Regions from separate parts of the Homo sapiens genome. Here region 1 is linked to region 2. The links are chromatin contacts, found by Hi-C or POLR2A ChIA-PET in ENCODE. All regions are on one chromosome and are shown on one strand. Each heading gives the region's core, a stretch centred on a gene start or an enhancer-like site at or near the end of the contact. The rest is flanking DNA. Distances are from core to core; before and after follow the strand shown.

What was found. Hi-C counts contacts between places; a loop is a spot of excess contacts on that map. ChIA-PET counts read pairs that join two places held with the same protein, here RNA polymerase II (POLR2A). Pooled maps may share reads with other maps.
Region 1: a map of Calu3 shows a loop between it and region 2 (5-fold over the local background). The contact joins two enhancer-like sites. A Hi-C loop is called at or near these places in 3 of 168 maps with a recorded cell type or tissue (Caco-2, Calu3 and endothelial cell of hepatic sinusoid) and 1 of 50 pooled maps. POLR2A ChIA-PET finds 5 or more read pairs at or near these places in 2 of 52 experiments (HEK293T and HepG2).

Annotation. Positions count from the first base shown.
Region 1 is chr6:151,667,616-151,670,408 of GRCh38, reverse strand. It overlaps a transcript of ESR1 not described here. Among named protein-coding and RNA genes, the nearest start is that of ESR1, 140 kb to the left of the region's middle. Within about 2 kb of position 1,393, at least 6 of the 41 ENCODE cell types and tissues checked have a DNase peak (open chromatin) inside an H3K27ac peak, as active enhancers do.
Region 2 is chr6:151,628,581-151,631,280 of GRCh38, reverse strand. It overlaps LOC124901435 (a long non-coding RNA gene), which reads right to left. Exons shown (of 2, transcript XR_007059816.1): 1 at 1,299-2,700; 2 at 1-764. Among named protein-coding and RNA genes, the nearest start is that of CCDC170, 140 kb to the right of the region's middle. Within about 2 kb of position 1,262, at least 2 of the 41 ENCODE cell types and tissues checked have a DNase peak (open chromatin) inside an H3K27ac peak, as active enhancers do.

The DNA of each region.
Region 1 (2,793 bases), core at 144-2,643, 39 kb before region 2:
GAGGCAGGCAGTACACCAATAAATAAATAAACAAGGAATCACCAAGTGAAGATCAATGCCATGTAAAGATGGAAAAACGGGTAATGTAAGGAATGTTGAATGGCTACTTTGGACCTGACGGTCAGGGAAGGACTTCGGAATTTAAAGTGAGAGCTGGGTAAGACAACAGATTCAGCCAAGTAAGAAGCTGAGGGAAGGGCTCTGCAGGAAGATAGGCTAGCTAGAGGAAGGCCCGGCCACGACCATCTTGGCAGCTCTGAGAAAATGCAAGATGTGCAAATGGCAGCGGGGGAGAATGGAGGAGTTACGGCTAAAGAAACAGGCCAGAGGCTGGCCCTGGTGGCCTTTGGAGGACCAGGTAAAGAAAGTAGATGTTATTCGAAGTGCAAAGTGAGGCCATTTTTCCTCCCTCCAATACTAAGTTTTCCCCATGCACTTACTCCCGTACTTTTGTCGTGGATCTAAATTTGCCTCCAACAAATCTTCCGTGTCTTCCATTTCTTCCCTCTCCCATGTGTCCTTCTCCCCAATGCAAATGTGTTTTACAATCTCTCATCCATTATAAGAAAAACCTTGTGTTGATTCTGCTACTCACTCCACGTCTCATTTATACTCATCTGCACTAAATTTCTTTAAAAGTACCCTCGTGATAGCAAACACATAGACTGTTTATTACGGGCCAGGCTCTGTGCTGGGAGCTTTCTGTTTCTGAACTCCTTCCATCCTTCCAACAGCCCTACCAAGTGGTTACATCATGATCTCCATTTTACAGAAACTAAGACCACATAGTAACTTGCCCAAGGTAACTCAGCAAGCAAGTGCCAACCCCAAGATCCACATTGAAACACTCCAGCACCTGAGTCCCTGCCCTTCACCCTTGGTTCGGACTTGATACCCCACCTCCCCAGGTTGTGCTGTTGCTCTCTCACACTTTAGAATCAGGCTTTTGCCTCCTCAGGTTTCTTGAGCAGGTTTCATGAGCAGGTTTCTCGAGGACATCATTGTCCTTTACTCCTCCACCTTCCTCAAATTCTCTGTAGGCTTGTTATTGAATACTTTCTCCATGGTGGAATTCACCCCTCCTGTACTTCCTCAGAAGCTCACATTTAACCCCTCTCCCCACTCCCCCAACACTACCCCCTTTCCAGAAACCAGCAACCCCAGCCTGGGCCGCAATGCAGCTGCTTTCTCACTTGTTCTGTTCTCCCCTGGATTCCCATCTCTCTCTCTCTCTCTCTCTCTCTCTCTCTCTCTCTCTCTCCCAGCTCCCAAAGAGCTTCCTACCACTGTTGTGAGTCGCCCCGAAGCACGGCTCTGGCCAACAGCTTGCTCAGAAATCTGCAATGGTTTCACATTTCCTCTAGAGCAAAGTCCAGATGCCTTTAGCCTGGTCACAACCTGCCTTTCCAAATTAATTTGTCATGAGTCAGCTTCATGTAACCTGACATGAACCCTCACTATTCTCATAAATGCCAAGTGCTCTCCATTCTCCTTGCTCTTCTCTCTACCTGGAATGGCACCCCCAATCTCTAAGTGGCCAAATCCTGCCATGTTCAAAGGCCAAGTTCAAATGCCCTTTCTCTAATAAAGTAGTGTTTCTGCTCTTTTAAATCTTTAACAGGAAAACCAAATGGAGAGGACCCATAGGAAACCCAAGTGTCTGGCTTATCCCACTTCTATGGTTTGAATGTGCACCCTCCAAAACTCAGGAGTTGCCAGTGCGATAGTATTAACAGGCAGGGCTTTAAGAGGTGATTAGGCATGAGGGCCCTTCCCTCATGAATGAAATTAGGTGCCCTTATAAAGGGAACTGATAGAGTTTTTCTGGCCGGGTGCAGTGGCTCACGCCTGTAATCCCAACACTTTAGGAGGCCAAGGCAGGCAGATCACGAGGTCAGGAGATCAAGACCATCCTGGCTAACACGGTGAAACCCCGTCTCTACTAAAAAATACAAAAAATTAGCCAGGCATGGTGGCGGGCGGGCACCTGTAGTCCCAGCTACTCAGGAGGCTGAGGCAGGAGAATGGCATGAACCCAGGAGGCGGAGCTTGCAGTGAGCCAAGATCGAGCCACTGCACTCCAGCCTGGGTGACAGAGCGAGACTCTATCTCAAAAAAAAAGAAAAAAAAAGGGTTTTTCCTCTTTTGCCCTTCTACCTTCTGCCATATGAGGACACAGTGTTCCTGTCCTCTGGAGGCACCATGCATGAAGCAGAAACTGAACTTTCATCCGACAACCAATCTGCTGGTGCCTTGATCTTGGACTTCCTAGTCACCAGAACCACGAGAAATAAATTGTTTTGTAAATTACCCAGTCTCAGGTATTTTTTATAGCAGCACAGAATAGACTAAGACACTCACTTAACATCTTTGCTACATTTTCATGATGAATATGCCTTTCTTCCACAATCAGATTATATGATCCTTGGAGTCTGATTTTTCTCTTCATCTCTTTGGCATTTTGCCCATGAATGCACTTAATATTTGCTGGCTGATTAATATGTACATACAGCAATATATGAAATACACATAATTTCTCTCTTTCCTGGATGATTCTTCCTCCTCACTCTGAAGGAGGAGGCTTCTATCTGAAATCCCTTTGTAATGAACTTGCTGTGGCTCATCAGCATATTTTGATGTCCATAGTAGACTTATGAGCAACTCCTTCTTTCCATAGAAATGCTTTGTCGCTGTCTTCCTCTCCCTGCAAACAAGGACTGGGACTACCATCCATTGCACTCTCCTAGCCCAGTTCAAGATCCTGTATAAACAGTCTCCAGGCAGTCACAGTTT
Region 2 (2,700 bases), core at 13-2,512:
TGCAATTATTGTGGTGAAGCGGTTGGAGTGCCTGTGGGTTTTTTTTTTCTTCCTTTCTTTCTTTTTTTCACATTTCCACAGGCCAACAGCTGCAGTGCTGGCTTTCCCAGCAGCCAGGACTCCTGAAAACTCCCTAGGTTTCTTCTGATGGACTTCCTGGCAACAAGGCATGGGCCCCTGATGCAGATATGCTACTTTGAGCTCATTGAAAGCTCTACTGTTTTCCCACAACTGTTCATTTGCCATTGGTATGATAGCATCCGTGCTAAATTTTTATTTTGGTATAAGGTTATGTCTCACACTATTTTATGGAGGGTGTTTCAGCCATCTACTGCTACGCAGCAAACCACCCCAAAAAGTCAGTGGCTTAAAACAACAATAATGCATTGTTTGTCATGATCCTGTGGGTCGACTGGGCAGTTCTGTTCATAACTGGAGTCCCTTATGTGGTTGCATTCAGCTGAAAAATTGGCTCAGGGGTGGGCTCCAGTGGGATGCTGGGATGACCAGCCTCTTACTGCATGTGGTCTTAGGATCTCTCTTCAAGACTAGCCCAGTCTTCTCTTCTTGCATGGCATCTGCATTCCACAGGGCAAGCCCCAGTGTGCAAGGGCTTACCAAGCCTCTGCCTGCAGCACACTTGCCAATGTCCCATTGCCCAAAGCCAGTCAGTTGGCCAAGCCCAGAGTCAGTGTGGGTTGGGGAAGGATTGCAAAAGGACATCAATACTGGAAGGTATGACTCACTGAAGACCATCCAACAGTCTATCCCAGAGGGAGGAAAAGATAAGTATTTGATTACAGTGATTTAGTCTAGAGATAAAGCCATTAAATATGAATACATGATGATTGGACCTATTAAGGGCCTCATATTAATATTAATAATAACTTATACATATTGATTTGATAATATGCTGGGCACAGGACTAAACTTTTCATATCTATGATTTTACTTACCCCTCCGACCAACTATAGGAGATTAGGACCATTGTTAACCTTCATTTTCTAGATGAGAGAACCAATGCCCAGAGGTAGAAGCAAACAGCCAAAGTGGGGTTCAGATTAGAGGCCAGTGAGTACACCTAGAAATTCCATGCCCTTAATACCCATGTTATCAGACTCCTATGCAGAATGGCATAGAGGTCCCCACTGTAGTGAAAGAGGCATGGCTTTAAAAATTCAGCTTTAACATTCAATTGAAGCCAATCAGCCTGATCCCCAAACCAGGAAGTCGGAGTGAACTCCCACAAACACAAAGCTCTCTGTTTGGCAGGCGTCTTTCCTCCTCAGCCAACTCACCTGGACTTCTGAGTCAGTGGCAGACGCCTAGGTACAGAGCAGTTCCCACTCCCGTGTAGGACAGGGCACAACCTGGTCAGATACCCAGCTTCAGGCCTGACAATGGGCCCCTCCAAAGAAGAGGCAGAATAGCATGGGAGAGAGAGAGCACAGCAGGGTCAGACCAGCCAGTGGTGGGTTAGGGGAAGATTCAATTACATAGAGCTTACAGTGTGCTCAAACACACCCTGGTGCATAAATAAATGGTGACTATTATCATTAAGATTATGGTTAGGGGAAGATTAAATTACATAAAGCTTACAAAGTTTTCAACACAGTCTCTGGTGCATAAATAAATGGTGACTATTATGAAGATTACGATGAAGTGGTTTGCAGAACTGTTTTGGAAACTGCCGTTTTCCTGTAACTCATCACACACTCTGAAAGAATCACACAGAGGATTCTACCATCTCTGCGAAGGACATCATTGCCAGCTTCTAAGGACTATTAGCAGAACCATGCGGACTATATATTGGCTTACATATAAGAAACCATAAAAAAAAAATTTAAATAAGCTAATTAGCATTAAAAAAGTGATTCTCAAAAGTGTGCAACCATGTTCCCCAAAGTCACAAATTATATCCTGTCAGTAGGTACAAATGTCAGCTCAACCTCTGCACTGAGGGTAACCAGATTGCATGGGTGAAGAATCACATTGAATTGGGTTCCTTTTAGTCCTAGTATTTTACTTAATTTTGTGTATTTTTGCTAAAAGAGAAAAAATTTGAAAACAAATATTAAGAGTCAAGTGTTTAAAGAGGCATGAACGTTTTGCAGATCTTTTTCACATATTTTACAAGTTTGGCATTTTTCACATTGCTACAACCATACACAATCAAAGTGTCATAAACATGACCGGCACTTGCGTTAAGTTTATAGAGGTGTTTAGGGAAGTGTTTTAGGTTACTTACTGTCTTAGCTCAGGCTGCCATAACAAAATACTATAAAATGGGTGGTTTAAACAACAGAAATTTTCTTCTTACAGTGCTGGAGACTAGAAGTCCAAAATCAAGGTGCCAGCGTGGTTGGGTTCTGGTGCTCTCTCTTCCTGGCGTGCAGAGACATAGATGCCTTCTTGCTGTCTCCTTACAGTAGAGAGAGCGCAAGCTCTCCAGTCTCTTCCTCTTCCTATAAGGGCACTAATTTCATCATGTGGGCTCTTCCTAACGACTTCCTCTAAACCTAATTACCTTCAAAAGGCCCCACCTTCAAATACCATCACATCTAGGTTAGGACTTCAACATATGAACTTTGGGGAAACATATTCTTTCCTTAACACAAATTCTTCCGGTTTCCTTAAATGCAATCACAACCAAAAGAAAACCATAAAAGATATGAAACCAAAATAATGCCCACAAATCAT